2 separate regions of the Mus musculus genome follow, and region 1 is linked to region 2. A link is a loop called in an ENCODE intact Hi-C map of the cell type or tissue named here. Cell type or tissue: left cerebral cortex. All regions are shown on one strand. Links, peaks and the distances in the headings refer to the core of each region. The heading gives the core; the rest is flanking DNA.

Region 1 (8,333 bases), core at 94-8,093, 270 kb after region 2:
AAAAGTAGTAGGCAAAATCAGAATTCACTTAGAACGTACTCCACACACTTCTGCCCTGGCTGGGGAGCTCCTTGTACAGTAATAAAAATGTAAAAGTCTTTTCCATGCATAATATGATTATGAGGAAAATGAATAGGCATTATGGCTATGCAAAACTTCAAGGGCTGCAAATCAGACTTGAATTGCTTCTCCTGTAGCTGAACGTGCCTTAGCACAGGTACCTCCACCTTTGCTCAGAGCAGAAAAAAACCAAACTTGGCCTTCACTTCTTGGTTTAAATATATCCATTTCCATACTTAAGCCTAATAATTCAGAGTTGATCCCACCCTTCTCCCTTCTTCCTGAGCTTCAGGGGATTAAAGAATTGGGGAGAAGCGTAGGTCTGTCTGCAGAGCTATGATCCACTTCTTCTAACTCACAGCTGGTCCCTGGAGCTTGTCCTTGGCTGGTCCACCTCAGCCCAGGTCTCAGTACACACAGTGAGCCTGAGCACTCAGGGCACTTGAGACACTGTTCTGTGCTTCCTTCTGTTCTAGTGTCCTGGACGTTGCATGGGCCATGCCACGAGGATGCAGCACCACCACACTGCTTGTTCCCACAACAGCTCCAGCTCTGACTGTGAGGACGGAAGGAGGTACTGACCCCACCCCAGCGCAGCATGCACCTCCCCTGGAACCTCCAGGGGACAAAACTGCCTGAAATGGAATTATTCTTTGTTTCTGACATAATTGAAAATTCCTATTCAATTATGATTTATTTAGTGCCATTCTCAATAGTATACATTATACTGAAATATGGCCAATAAATACTCTAAAGGGGGAAAATGTAGCACCCAAAATAGATTTTAAAAAATATATATTTATTTACATATGTATATTCTTATATATAAATATATATTTTGAATATATTATGTAGGATATACTTATAATTTATATAAATATATATTATATTATAAATATATTGTATAATATATATTTATAACTTATATAAATAAGAATGATTTATTCCTATTAGAAGCTGTGTTGATTTGGATATTAGCATAATGATATAGCAGAGAATAAAAATAAACATTTTAGTTTTCAAAGGGGATGTTTGTTTTTTCTTTTGCATGAAAATCTGAATGGACAGGTGGTAGATTTGAGCTTGACTCAGGAGAGTATCTGGATGGCCAGCATCCCTCTGCTAGCTGGCTCTACTACCTTAGGTAATAACATCTCAGCCATCAGCAAGTGTGAGGGAACTTGCAAGTTATTCAACACAAGGAAACTTTCATTCCATCATTCTTTATTGTGTGACCTTCGAATACCTAAGTGTCTCAGTCTGCACGTGGAATATTATCATCCATGCAAACTTCAACTTAAATTACAATTAGCGAGCCTAGAGTCAGTCCCTGAGCCGTCCTGGTCATAAAGGACACCCTGTATCTGATTCTTTCTTAATGCCCCCCACACAGAATCCTGCTGAAGGAAGTGGAATGACCTTGACTGTTGGCTTGGTTACTGTTCTGAGCCTTCAGTAAGGTTTGGCAATGTAGATTCAGCAATATTTCCTATTCCCACAAGGTGATTTCAAGCCAGAACCATTCTCAAATGGAAAATGTTTGGAGCAGCTGCCCTCATTCTCAACAGACAACTTAGTTTCCTGCTTTACTGCAAAGATAGAGACCACACACAGATGTGCACCATCCCAGATGTTTTCCTTTGCAGTCATAAAGACTATCTTTACAACACAAATGCTTATATGGATGGAGCCTTTTATTTGAACATAATATACATATTTTTCTGAAACCTGATTTTATATTTAAGAATAGATTATAAACATGTTGTATCTTAGCACATCTTGACTTTATTCTATTTAAGCATGATATTTAATATTCCGCTGTTTCTTTGGTGGTATATTGCTTCAATTTTTTGCTTTTACAAACAGATGTTGCAGTAAACTTCGTAGAATGTATGTCTTTATGCTCAGAGAGTTACATTGTTATGTAGTAGACATTTAGAAATCAAAGTGAATTCATACGTGTGTCCATTTAGATATTTCCAAGTTACCATCAAACTATGTATACAATATGAGAATTATCTCCATTCTCGTTGGCATTGATAGGTTCTTAATCTTTCAATTTTCAGTCAGTGTTATAGAGTTGTTTTCTGTAACATTTTATATACATTTTGATCCCTTGTGGTCCCTTTCTTGAATCCACCTTCCTTTTATTTTTCATTTCACCCACCATCACCCTGACCAAAGCACCATCACCTCTTATGTGGTCTAGCAGCACAGAAATCATGTTGGTCTCCCTCTCTTCATCCTGCCTTTTACCAGCCCAGTCTCCATGCTACATATCAAGGGAGTGGTCCACATGCAAACCTAGTCAACTACTACTGATGAAGGCTCACCAAAACCTTTAATGTGGGCTATGTGCTCAACTCACTTTCTCCTTCTTCATTGCATTCTCTCTCTTTTCTCTCTCTCTCTCTCTCTCTCTCTCTCTCTCTCTCTCTCTTTCTCTCTGTTTCCTTCTCTCCCCCTCTGTCTCTCCCTTCCTTTCTCTCATATATATTGAATATATGATATATTAAATTATTATATTATTATATTTATTATATATTAAATCCTTATGGTCCTTGGATAAACCTTACAAGTTCAATTAAAATCAGCAATCAGCAAAAGCAAGAAGCAGAAAATATAAAAGAAGGAAAAGGAGGCATGGAGGTTCTGACTCTAATCAGTTTGGATCTTACACAAAGGATATGGAAGTAAAATGGAAGAATAGATTTGATTTGAATCATATATGGAAATTTCCAAGGGCTGTGCTTGTGTGTGAGGTGTCATGTGCCTTTTACTTGTATGGTTTTATCTGACAGATTGTCTGACCTATATTATAACCTGCTGTTTTTCGAGTTACGATGTTACTTTGCCTCGTGTGTCTGGTGGTTTGTGAATAGGGAATTAAGTTGGTTAGTAGAGAGAGCTGCTGAGGAGAGTTTCTCTGAAGCTTTATAACCTTGTTTTTTATTTCCAGCCTTGTCTAGGAGTCAGAAAATCCTGGGAAGGCCTAGATCTTTGTCCTCTTGTGTCTATTTCTGATAAATAGCCAGGCTTGGGCACCATTGACAGCCGTTAGAATTGATCTTCCTGGTGGCACAAGGATTATTTGAAGCAGGGATAGAGTGAGAGATGGAGGCAAATGAGTAGATTAGTCACTTCAGGATTCCTACTGCCATCATACATTGGTAAACACATGAGACCCAACTGTATTAAGTGTTATTTGTACAATCTCCATTTGACTTGGATGTCCCCATTCCAAGCCATTTTGTCCCTGCTCTCAAAATAGATGCCCCTCTGCATCTTTTTCAGCCAGTGAGAAGTCCTGGCCTCCTGTTGCTTTAACAGCACCCTGGACCTCTCATCCTTTGTATTTAGAAAGGACTTGCCTTCAACCAAGAGGAAACTCTTGAATTACTTACGTCTCTTTAGATTGGAGACAACAGAAGCCAACTTTGAAGAATTTCTGCAGAGAGAGCAAAGACTTATTAATAAGATGGATCACCTAACACTTTTATATCCTCTGTTTACTACCCTGTTAATTTTATTCTTTGAATGTGTGTTCAATTGGGTTTTTTGTTTGTTTGTTTGTTTTTGTTTGTTTGTTTGTTTGTTTGTTTTTTAGATATCTGACCATTGCAGCAGGAGAAGGCTAGAGAGTATTCAGTCTTCACTGTTGGTCAAAGTGACTCAACTTTTGGGAATTAAGATTTATACCCACTGGGGAAAACAAAAGAAATTAGCAGGACAATCCTCCCTGGCTCCTCTTTTAAAATGTATAACCAGTTTGGTAGAGCATTGTTTCCTAGTTAAACCCTTTGATGGTGTCTCCGCCTACTGGCAAATCCAAGCATCGCTTCCACTTTGTATAACACTCTTCTTCATGAGTAAGGTTGTCACAAGTTTCTCCATTTACTTGCCCTTTCAATGATATTTCAATATCCCTTAGAAGAGATGCTGAATAAACTGTAAAATTAGTTACAGTAATGACCAGAGTGTCCAATAGGCTTTGAGCAGATCCAGCAGGACGATATCTGGAGAATGGGAAGTCATTGGCTTGTTCTCTCAGCTCTGCAGCTTTTTGTATTTGGCTTTGTTCTTGACTTTTTTAAAAACAGCCTTCCACCTCTCTGGTCTATGTGGCAGACACTATTATACAAGTTTCATGCCTGTTCCACATCTTCCAGATTTCAAAGAGAAAGGCAACTACTGAATCACTTCACTTTAGGACCCTTTCCCAGTCATCTTTGGGAACAGAGACTGTCTCCTACCTTCTGCATATACCTTCCATGGCAATATGTCCTAGGGAACAGGAAAAAAAAATCCCTAAAAGTGGATCTGCTGAGATGCTGTCCTCTGAGGTCATGATCTTTCCAAACATCAGCAACCACTAGTTTCTTTGTGTTTTAGACTCCACTTTCCAAATAGATTTGGTCTCTGTACTCACTGGTTACAAATCTACACATGGCCTGGATGTAACTCTGACCACACACCATTGGGCAGGTGAGGTTGCTGGCATATGCATTCTTGTTCATAGTGCAGTATTTTCAGGGCTTAGTAACAGCAACATAAGGCTTGTGAACGATGTTCAAGTGACTTATCATAGTAGTAACTCTCGTTTGCCTAAACTCATCGGCTCTAGATTGCCAGGAGAGTCCACTCTTGGGTTATGCATTAATTTGAAATTGGAAGTCCCTGGGAGCATGCAGCTTGTTGGCTGTGGTTTGTGGGTTTTGTGTTTTGTTTTTGTTTTTGTTTTTTTTTTTGTCATGTTTTGAGGTGAGGGTATGCTCAGCCTCAGGTATTGGACAATGATGTCACTATTACTCTAAACTGTATGGCATAGAAGCAGGGGTTAAATGTGTGTGTGTGTGTGTGTGTGTGTGTGTGTGTGTGTGTGTGTATACCACTGTTGGGAATTGAACCTAGGCCCTTTGTGCTTTCTGTGGCTGAGGTAGAACTTGACCTCTGAGTCCTCCTACTTCAGAATCCCAAGTAGCTGGAGTTAACAGGCATGCTCCCCTCCCCCATGCCCAGTTCAGGCCTCGGTTCTAGATAGAACACACTAAGATGCATAGAACTTGTGCTGGCCATCAGTGGAAGACCAAAGCCTTCCCTGGTGGTCAGGAATCCTTTGCGTTGATTTCACACCCCATTGATTTTCCCTGCATACACCTGCATGCAAGCACTCACCACTGGTATCTCACAGAGCATTGCTCTCTTCCTGCCTCACACGTGGCAGCTCTGCGACTTGCTGGTCCTCTTTGCGGGCTTCAACTTCATTTCATCCATTTCTTCTGTTTTATACCCATGTGGTTGACACTCTAAGCCTTAGATAAGTGTTTGTTGACTATTTTCTAGTAGCTCTTCATTTTTAATCAAATGTCTCTGTCAATTTCCAGAGCCTTCCTAGCATATCTAATGCAGGGAACAGTCTGTATTCTGAAGTATCTAATTATCTTTATTATGGTCAGATTGCCCCACTACTCTGCTTAGCCAGCTATGAACAGTACAAATCAGTTTTCTAAGGACGCCTTTAGTACATTAAATTCAGAGAAGGAGAAAGGGCTTGATCAATGCCAGAAAACAGTGGCATCTTCTCCCATTTTGCACACACACACACACACACACACACACACACACACACATATTTATTTCTTTTCATTTCAGACCTGCCTTTGGAAGGAACTGCACCTTGGGGCCATGTGAAGCATGTTGGCGTGTGGGCCCCTGGAAGCCCTGTACAGCAGTCTGTGGCAGGGGCTTCCAGTCTCGCAAAGTCGACTGCATTCACACAGGGAGCTGCAAAATTGTGGCGGACAGATACTGTGTGCAGGTGAAACCAGCTGCCTGGAGGCACTGTCTCGGGCCTTCCTGTGATAGTACGTACCCCTCTCAGGTATCACCAGTTCCCAAGAAGCCTGGTCAAAACCGGGACACTAATGTGCCTTCCTTGTCCAGGGGAGGGGTTGTGGGCTGCAGCATTGATTCTTAAAGTAGTAGCAGCCATTCCACACACATTTTCCTTTGCAGTCTCCTCTGCTAAGAGCAAGCCAATGGTGCTCATATAGGTGAACAAATGTCCTAACATTACATAGTGAATGTAACTTCCTGTTACTCTTGCATGGGATAAGTATGAGACATTCATAAATTTTCCGAGGAGCCCATGACCCTACAAAAAGTAACCTCTGCCCTCAGCACTGAGAGAAGTCACGTGGGTGAGAGGACCTGTGACCACAGGAGTGCTCAGGGTGTCACAGGAAGCCACTGGCCCTGTGGAGAAGTAAGCCCACTGTGTGCCTAACATTAGTGCAGAGCAGGAGCCCCAGGCATGCCTCTTTACTTGCTCACGCTCTAATGAACCCATGCTATGGATTCTTTTCTCTCTTTGTTCTTTCAGGAAACTGCACGGACACAACTCACTACTGTATGTTCGTAAAGCACCTTAACCTGTGCTCTCTGGCCGTCTACAGACAAAGGTGCTGCCAGTCATGTCAAGAAGGGTAAAGCTTTGGCAAGGTTGTGATGCTGCTGTGCTGAGAAGCTAAAGCTAAAGAGGCTCTTTTCCCAGTATCCCTGGTTCAAAACCACGTACTCTTAAAGTCTCTAGACACGATGATCAAGTGGAGGTTAATGCAGAAACAGTACCCGATACAATTTTATAAGGTTAACTTTTCCAGCGGTTGTTTTTTTTTTTTTTTTTTTCATTCCAGTTCCTATAAAGGATATAGTTTAGGACTAACACAAATGCATCAACAGCAATGTGTTGCTCTCGGGACCTCATCACAAACACATCATCACCTGCTGTGCTTTGTAAACCAGCGAAGAATGGTACATCCTGAAGTCTGCAACTGAGGACTTCGCTCAAGTTGTAGAGTTTCAACACATTTATGCAGTATTTATGTTTTAAAGGTTTTGGCCAGTAGCCTTTCAAATGTTGGCACTAAAGGCATATCTATAGATCCTTATGTTTATTATGTGAAGAGGAGACAACCTCACTGGACAGCTTATAACACCAACCGAGCCAAGGATTCTCCACAGATAACATTGTCTTCACTCTTAAAGCATCTATGGAAGAAAACACAGTAGGTACAGCTGCCACTTTCATAACTACGGAAGCCTATCTGTGGCCAAATAAGGCATCTTGGAAATCAAAGAAGAGGAAAAGCTAACCTTTTCTACTGATGTTGAAGTATATTCAAAGCTTTCTTTTAAGAGCTGTGAATGAAACTTTATCTAAGCACTATTGCACACAGAGATCCAAGCCTTATTAGATGTAATTTATGCATACAGTAATATTCCTGGGGATTTTTATTTTAGAAAGTATATAAGAGATTAATCTAAATAAGAAAATGTAATAGTTGAAAGAATTGTTTATGGTAAATGATTATTTTCATTTGAGCCGATTTTTGTAGATAAGTCCAAAGTCCATTAGAATTATGGTGAAATAACAATTTGGGGGTTAGGAATTAGAGCTGGGATTTGGGTTGTGCTTTGGGAAAGAAGGGCTGAATTCATCTTGGACTAGCACTAGGATTCGGTTAGGTGAGAAAGGAAGGTACATTAGGGCTAAGACCAGGGCTGCCTTTAAAGTTAAGGGCTACCGTTTAGGGTTGGGCCTCTACATCCAAGGCTGCTGTTCGTGACATTGGAGTAAACTTTTGCTCCTTGGGAAGGGTCAGGCTAGCATCCAAGTTCACCTCCTACAACTGATTTGGCTATGGGGACCTTTCCATGATATTTTACCAGTTGTAGCTTTAGATGCTGCACAACCCCAAATAAGTGGTCCTGTTTCTTTACTCGGTGTCCCGGCTGCTTGCACACATAGCACCCACGGCCTCCTGGCACACAACCTTTCCTGAGGCAGGTTGTGTTGGACCTACCTCCTGATCAACATGTGAACGGCACATTGTGGCTTTGGGTTTGTTTGTAGAGAGGCTTGCTGAGCCTCTCTGCCATCTTCTGAGCACAGGTCTCTCTCACATTCCAACTTCAGCCTCACCGACACTGGGATGAACACTACTGTAGGTGGAGGGTTTGGTGGTCTGGAACAGACAGGGACAGGAAGAAGCACACCAGCCCTTGAGTTGTTAGTCAGCAATCACATACGATTGTTGGACTTATTAAATTAAAACAAAGATCATTTGTAAAATACTCCTTGTATATATTTATTCTATGACTCCAAGGTGCAATATTTTATTTTGTACAGTACATAATAAAGACATGGGACATATATTTTTCATACTAACAAAATTTCTTATTAAACTGCTTCACCTTTGTATTTAACATTA
Region 2 (8,333 bases), core at 201-8,200:
GCCCTTGACTCCTATTGCTGAGATGAAGCCAAGCCCCCATGTCTCTTCCATGGCTTTTCTTTCCTTCAGAAGTGCTCAAGGTGCCCTCAACCCTCCTCCATTCATGACTGGGACACCTCTCTTCCAAACCTCTAGGCCCCGGGGCTGTAGCTGTATTTATTTCCTGACAGGTCTGGACTTCTGTGGGACCCAAACCTGTTTCCTACCAGGGACTCTAGGTCTCAGGTTTAGGTGTCCCTGCTGGGTCATCCATGGTCCCCAATTATACCAAGACCGCAGGGGCTGTTTGAATGGGTGATGGTCAAGCTCCTAAGGCTACCAGCAGGAGTGGGTAGACTCTGGGCAGCCTCTGCAGGGTATTACTTAACAGCTGAGGTCCCCGGGGTCTGGCGGTGGTGCTGGGAGAGGGTGGCATCCTCGCACTGGTCTGGCTGGCCTGGCTGGCCCGTGGCGCAGCGGACGCCTCCCCAGAGCGCGCTGCCGCCGGCGGCAGCCGGAGCTCCTGGCACCAGGCCTGGCTGCAGGCCCAGGGCAAGGAGTGGCTTCCAGGAAGCGGGCGGAGAAGCGTTCCAGCGGAGTCTCGCCGTGGCCGCGGCGGCCCCGAGCGCTCCGAGCCGCCTGGCTGCGGCTCGGTGGCCCGCTTGTCCCCGCGTTCCCAGCGCCCCTGGGTTAGGGCAGAGGACGCAGGGCGGGAGGGACTGACGGTACCCTAGACGCGGCGCGCACTTGCGGGACGGGCGGCGCAGGTGGCGGCGCGCGCCCTCCGCCCCTGGGTCGGGGCCAGCACTGCGCTCCGCGCGCCCGGAGGGGCGGGACAGGCGGGGCGGCCGCGTCCCAGCCCCATTTAACTTTGGCGGCGGCGCGAGCTGGAGGCCGGCGTCGGGGACCGTCGGGATCCCGCGCTCCGCACGAGGTGTCGCCGAGTCGGCGCTGCTCGCCACTGTCTCGCAGCGCGCATCCCTCCTTGCACCGTCAGACGCTGCTGCGACTCCGGATTGGAAACACCCGCGGGGGATCCAGGGATTCATCTCTCTGAGGATGGTAAGGTGGAGCAAGTTGATGGGAACGCTACTGGAAAATAAGGTCTTGGTTGAGCACTGCCCTATGGGGCTTAGACAGCTCCAGGCAGGCGCGCTACAGGATCCGGGAATGTTGGACAGAACCTTTCCTGGTCCTCTGCGAGCGAGGGGTGCTCTGGATGATGGGGGATACCCTGCGGGGTCAGCGGACTACGGGCTGATCTTAGCTTGCAGTGTTTGAAGGTCCGGAGGTTTGGCTACTGAGTGAGGTTCGCATGCTTGAAGCGCAGAGAAACGAGAGGAGACGCACGCCAGGGAAAGGAGGCGTGAGGGTGGCGGGCGCTGAAGTGTGCGAGCCAGCGGAGAGGGGCGCGTGGTCCTGGGGCCCAGCCCTGGCCGCCTCCCTTCGTCCCAGAGTCGCCGCCTCAGGTCGGAAACAGCAGCACATTTGCGGATCGCATTAAGCCAGGCCTTAATGCTTTCTCCAGATGGAGAGAAGCCACCGACCCGCCCCCGGACACCGACACCGCCAAGGCGCCCGCGAGGCGAAGCGGGAGTCGAGTGTGACCTCGGCTTTTCCAGTCTCCGCTCAAACTGAGTTCCCTGTAAACTGACAGGAAAACACATTGGGGAAAACGGTCCTCGTAGCCCTCCTGGGCTTACTTCTTCCTCACCTTTAAGAGATTACACTCCGCAAGACTGTGGCCCCCAGAATTCTCTTAAAGGCAGGTCTGGAAGCAGAAGGCATTCTATCATCTAGTGAGAAATTCCTCTAACTATCCAATCTGCGTTCCTATCCTAGACTCTGTTTAGCTGTGTGCCCTTAGGCAGGGTTCTTCCCTCTCTGGTCTAGTTTAATTGGCTTCAGACTCATTTTTGCCTCAAGGAATTAAAGCTGGCAGGTGCCCTAACTCTTGGCTTTAGGCTGGTCCTCCCCACAACCCCCAGCCCCCCCCCCGCCCCCAAAAGCCACACTCTGGTGCTGACAAACAGGCTAGGAGGTGTCTGGGGCAGGGTTGTCCCTACTGCTGGAGCACTGGAGGGATGGGTGAATTGCTGACTGGAGGCAGTCTCCGTTCCCCTTTTTGATCTTGGGGGACTCATCCTAAAGGGAGCCCCATATTGCCTTCATTCTGCAGCAGACAATCCCATCCTGGGCCAACACAAACGTTTCTAAGACACTGCTTGGGCTTCAGGGTCCCTGCCTTCTGATTGGCTCCTTAGCTTACAGATTCTGCCTCTGGAGCCAGAGCTAGTTGCAAACGAGGCATTTTCTTTTTGTCTTTTCTTTCGTAGGCTGTGAGGGAGACTCCTATGATATTGGACCCCATGGCTTCCTGGACAGGATCCTGGTGGCTGCTGACACGAATGATCTTTACGGTCTCTGGTCTTCTGCAGGTAATAGAATGGGCCACCGAGAATGCTGGGTATGCCTGTCTTTGCATAGGAATAGTATTCTAGTCCATGTAAGATGTAGGATCAGTGTTAATGCTGCACTAGAGAATCTTATACAGATGGTATTGTGGTTGGCTTCTCTGTAAGGAAAGCTCAAAGATCTGGGATCCTCTCTGGATCTAGAGCAGGAACTTGATACCGTGTGGGCCCGTTCACTACTGGTGACTTGGGGGCTTGGGTGGACCCTGTCTTTCCCGACTAGAGTGGCTGTCCAGGAGAAGCTATATGTTAGAACTCAGGAAGAGTCTGATTCCCACACTAGCTTAACTAAATAACTATTCTGGATTCACTGTTAACACACCCCGCTATTGTGTGGATCTCTCTCTAGAGAAGTGTCCTGTCCTAATGCTGTGACGCTTTAATACTCTTCCTCATGTTGTGGAGACCCCCAACCATAAAATTATTTCATTGCTATGTCATAACTAAGCTTACTACTGTTATGAATCATGATGTCAATACCTGTGTTTTCTGATGGCCTTAGGAGACCCATGTGACCCAAAGTGATCACAACCCATAGATTGGGAACCATTTCTCTAGGCTCTTGTCTTTTCCATCCAACCTGAGAAGCTGAGCTCATGGATTGCACTCTTACTTGTCTATTGTTTACAGCTAAGGGAGTTTGCTGGGTTTGCCAAGGAAACGATGGGGAGTGGTACAGAGGGCAACAAGGTGGACCCTCGATTTCCCTCCACTAAGAACAGTTCCTGCCTGACTCCAGTTTGTCACTGCTAAATGGAAATGCAAGTCCTGGATTGCTGGGCCTTCTTGTATTTCAAGATAGCTGGGGCGTCCAGATTTCTTCCACAACCCTTTGGTTTATAACAAAGTGAGATCCAGACAAATATGTTTGCGGTTGGATTCAGCCAAGAAGTGTGTGGGCCCCCGACCTAAAAATGCAGGGAACATTTCAGTTAATACCGTGTCCTGAGGGTGGCTGCTAATCCCGTGCAACGTCTTATGTGACTTAGAACAAGACAACACTTCCCTGAGGATTTCACTTCTGGCTGTGGTCTGTGCACCCTCACGATCTTAGCAGACAGCCTAGTACTTAAAGGCTTAAGTCGGTTAAACAAGCATGCAGGCATGGATGAAAATCTATACTCTGGGTAAATGAAGCGGGGGTGTGTGCTCCTCTTGCTGTAGTCTCTTGGATTTACTGCCTTTAAGCCTTTTTCAGTACCCCATCAATTCTGTGGCTCACACACAACTGATTAGTGAGGGACATCATCCCCTTTATCCCGTTTTACAGTGTTCTTCTGTGGCCATATTTTAATGGTTATGTTTTGTTAGAAGAAAGGCTAAAAGGATGGAGAGAAAGAAGTTTAGTGGTTTAAAACATCTGCTGCCTGCACGTGGTGGGTAACAGCCAGCTCCCAAGGATCTGACGCCCTCTGCTGGTGTCCATGGTCAACTGCAGTTATGTGCATACACCCACCCTATAGACACATACAGAAATACTCATAATTTAAAATAAAATATGTCTTCTAAAAAGTTATGGTTGAGGGTGTGGTTTAGGGTTTCTCTGGAGAGCACGGTGCAGTGCTGTGAAAGCAGATGACTTGCTTTTCCATGTCATCAAAGGATCTGAAGTAGGACACACGAAATGTCATTCCTAGTCAGGTGGGACAGAGCCCCTTAGGCAGAGTATTTCCCATTGCCCTGTCCCCTCTGTACCACCTTGGTGTGGTTTAAGTATGTCCCGAGGGGGCATTTACCCGGGTTGAATCATTCAGCGACCTCTTTGGATTTTCCCATATCTGTGCGCCTGTGGCAGTGCGGTTTCCATGCGTTAGGATAATGGTCTAAGTCGTCCGTGCCACCCACTGCTGGGATAGCCAGCAGCACACCGTGTGTATGGCTGGGTCACACATCTGTGCATGGCATCTATTTCCACACTTGTAGAGAGGGACTCAGAATAGTGCACACTCTGTAACATTGTTTGCAAGAGGAAATGCACTGTGAGGTGATAAAAGGTGAAGTAAAACAAGGATGTGGGCAATGAATGTCAACTTCTATTGCTGCGGGAGTTGAGGTTAGCATTGTACCTGCATATTCTGCTATGGAGCTGTAGGGGGCGCTCAAGAGACATGAGCTGAGGAGAGAAGATGCACCTCTTCTAGGTAGGGGCTATCTTCTCAAAGCAGGTTCTTACAGAAGTGGACAGGACTGTCTCTGGTATTCCCCCACCCCCCAGGCTCATTTGAGCGTTGCAAGAAGTTTTCCATCAGTCTTATGATTTTAATGTTGGGATTGTGCTCAAGGTCTTGTTCCCCTTGTCTCCAGATGGGCTATAAGGTACTTAGTTGGTGGAAGACATTCAGGTGTGTGAAGCAGAGCTGTAAGAAGTCTGGGGCATCCTATTTAACTATTTAAAATGAGATTCTTATTACTAAATCTCGGAAAGTGTAAACTCTTGTGATTTCTGGTTACAAGTTGTGACAGGCTCAGGGTTTGACCTGGTGAAGCTGAAGGCTCCTCCCACCCAGGCGTAGGAAAGGTCTCTCTCCTTGCCTACTGGGCCCTGGCAGCTTGCTGTTTGTTGCTTTGGATCTTTCCTTAGGACCTGATGTTCCTAGTGAAGACAGCAGTTGCTCCCCTGCCCTGCCAAGCTTCTATTGTTTTGACCGCTGTGGTATTGACAGAGCCACTGCATCTAAGGAACAGAAGCCTCTGGAAAGTGTGGAAGGCTGAATAATGGCTCCCACATATGTCCATACGTCCTAATCCCTAGAAGACATCCTTGCTCTTTATGTGACAAAAGAGACTTTGGCATGTGAGTGTGGATGCTGGGGTTGGGGAAGTTAGCCCAGCACTTCTCGTAGTGGGTGAGGCTCAGGATGAAGTAGAGGTAGAGGAAGTAGAAGAGGTCGCCAAGGACACTGGAAGAGTAATGCAGCCAGGAGCTAAGGGATGCTGGAAAACTCTAGAAGGTGGGAGGCAAGGAGTGATTTCTCCCATGCAGTCTTCACAGGTATAACTGGCCCTGGTGAACCTGGACTTCAGTTCACAAAACTCATCTAAGATTTCTAATTAATAAAACTATATAAACATATTTATGTATATATACACACATATGTTTTATTTTGATTCTCTCTCTCGATCTGCCTCTCATCCCCATCTCTCTGTAAGTGTTGTGTGTATGTGCATGTGTGTACATGTTCGTGTGTGTGTGCATATGTGTATATGTATGTGCACATGCATATGTTTTGTGTGTGCATGTGTGTATGTGTTTATATAGGTGTGTGTGTGTGTGTGTGTGTGTGTGTGTGTGTGCATCCTGGAGTTTGACATTGTTTGACACTGGGTATCTTCCACTATCCTTCTTCTTTTGTGACAGAGACAGAGTCTTTTACTGAACTCAGAGCTCTCTGATTGGTCAACTGTGTGGCCAGTAAGCTCCAAATGTCTGCATTTCTTCCACAGCACTAGGGTTGTGGACATGAACAGTTGCACCTGCCCTACTGCTCATGGTGTGTAGTGAACATCTATGTAACTCACATCCTTGCTTACTGTTTGGCCATTTCCCTAGAGTCGTTCTTCCTTAGGCTCATGTGCTTCACTGGACATTTAATTTTCTTTCTGCCTTTCCTTCGCTCCATTTTGTTTTGGTTCTAAGTAGTTTTCCCATTACTCCAGGTTTCGTGTCATGAATGTACTTTCTGTGTGATTTTTGAATAAATATTCCAAGCTGTGTTGATGGAGTCTGAGCAGAAAAGACACACACTCATTCTGAATGCAAATTATGGTGTGTGTGTGTGTGTGTCCGTCCAGAGGTTGTATCTTTAACGACTTTACACCTTATTTTCTGAGACAGAGTCTCCCACTGTATCTGGAGTTTGTTGATTGGGTAGACAGGCTGACCAGGGCCCCTCCTGTCTCTACTCCCTCAGGAATGGGGTTATAAGCACACAGTGCTGGGAGCAGCTTCCTTCATGGTGCTAAGGATCTGAAGGCAGATCATGATTGTGCAGGACGCACTTCACTCAGTGAGCTGTCTCCTCAGTCCCAGATTTTCCTACTCTTTCTCTCTCTTCCTGGCTCACTATGGACTAGCCACAGATCCCAGGATATTCAAATGTCCCTCCTGCCGTCTTTGCCCTATACCCTCTTTGTCAGAGTTGCCAGCCCAGAAATGCCTCTCAACTCTGTTTCCTCCTCTGGATTTCCAGACGTCATGCATTTGAAACCAGGCAGGAAGCGTTAGGAGGAGGTAAAGATGAACGGGGTCAGTCTGTGCCTGCCTTGGGGAGGAGCCTGAAGAACATTCTACGAACTCTGTAGGCAGCACAGGGTCTCTGGAGACTCGATCAGGTGGCAGGAAGCATGTCAGGACTGTGCACTCCTGGGAGCTCACTGGAGCAGCTGTTGCTTGGGAGGCTGCTGGCACTAGCCCCACCTGGAAATGGCGAGTCTTGGATTGCAGAGGTAGTGAGAGGCTAATTGTGAACAAGATTCGATGACTGCAGGGGCCCTTAAGAACACACTTAGACGGGGACAGAGCTTGGTAAGGGTTCAGGTGGAAATGAGAAAAAATAAGAAAAACTGTAAAATTCCTTTAGGTTTTGAATTAGGCTTAGGGGAAGAAGTCAACAGTTTCACCTTGATCCTGGGACATGTTTGGTCACTTTGAAGGACTAGGTTTGAGGGGCTTTGGGGGAATCAAAGAAAGTTGAGACACTGAAGAGGGACGTGCATAGCTTTTGGGAGATTAAATGGAATGACAAGATTTTTCTCCATGAACTGCTCGCCAGCATATCTGAGTCTATACAGGCTGCTTCTAAGAGAAAGCAAGAGATTAACACTACAAGGGGAAGAAGTGAGCCACAATGACATGTAACTGTTTCATAAGAGCAGCATTCTCACACTGCATCGCTAATGGTCTGCGAGCCCAAGCGAGCATCCTGGAGGCTACATTTCAGGGTTTACGATTGTGATCCCTCTTGCTTTATTTTTACAAAGATGCTAATTTCCATAAATAGCATGGAAGCATAAAGCAATTTCCTCTCCAAGTATTTTATGCAATTACTTCCTGGAATTTGTCAGTGCTGAAGAGCCCCAGCCAATATATGCTATAAATTACTGTGGCCAAATTCGCAGAAACCCATTGCTCTCCAAGCAGCCATTTAGACACTTAAGAGAATTCTCCTCTGAAAGCACTTTTAGAATTAGGAAGCCTAGCTATCGTAACAATAAAAGTAATTGACAATGTAGTGAAGTCCTCTCTTTTGAATTTAACTTCGAGTTAAAACCAACAGTGGCAGAACTCAGGATGGAAGCGTGAGAAGCCCAGGAAAGGACAAAGGTTTAGCTGAACAATATCATCCCAAATTCTTCCAACCTCTAAGCATCCCTGTACACAGTTCTGACCTTGGAATATTAGCATGCCTGCTTATTTAAAGAAGTAACGGCATGGCTTAGTTGGCAAACTGTTTGATATCCACAGCAAGCATGAGGATCTGAGTGCAGCCATCAGAACCCACATAAACTTGTCAGCCATAATGGCACATGCCTGTGATCCCAGCACTGGGTGTGGGGGGGGGGGCGGGCAGATCTCTTGGGGGTGGGGCCTGCTGCCAGCCTAGACTATTTGGCCAGTCCTAGGTCAATGATAGACCCTTTTTAAAAAAGTAGGCGTGTGAACAATGCCTGAGTAACAATACTCTAGGTTGGCCTCTGGCTTCCACATGCATGAACATGTGTTCATTCACACACACACACACACACGCACACACAAACACATGCGCATGCACGCATGTACAAACATACACATACTTTTAAACACATGAAAAGAGGACATAATACTCACTTTGATAGTTTAAATAATATTAAGCAATGTGAGGAGTATTTGACTCTGATAAT

Evidence for each region. Hi-C counts contacts between places; a loop is a spot of excess contacts. Peaks named below come from ENCODE experiments on the same cell type or tissue, not always from the same donor. Only the 100,000 strongest peaks of a DNase experiment are listed, where the experiment ranks them.
Region 1: it touches region 2 in a loop (3-fold over the local background); 4 of 42 quality-filtered maps call a loop at or near these places.

The regions. Positions count from the first base shown.
Region 1 is chr7:82,605,950-82,614,282 of GRCm38, forward strand. Adamtsl3 (ADAMTS-like 3) reads left to right here. Exons shown (of 30, transcript NM_001190374.1): 28 at 537-634; 29 at 5,713-5,924; 30 at 6,443-8,333. The coding sequence ends at 6,549. Among named protein-coding and RNA genes, the nearest start is that of Saxo2, 38 kb to the right of the region's middle. In left cerebral cortex, for the core only: a CTCF peak has its summit at 3,879; a DNase peak (open chromatin) is centred at 3,885.
Region 2 is chr7:82,334,870-82,343,202 of GRCm38, forward strand. Adamtsl3 (ADAMTS-like 3) reads left to right here and starts at 825. Exons shown (of 30, transcript NM_001190374.1): 1 at 825-1,041; 2 at 2,316-2,417. The coding sequence starts at 1,039. In left cerebral cortex, for the core only: CTCF peaks have their summits at 1,445, 3,883 (motif pointing left) and 4,548 (motif pointing right); DNase peaks (open chromatin) are centred at 401 and 4,534; H3K4me3 peaks cover 1,007 bases.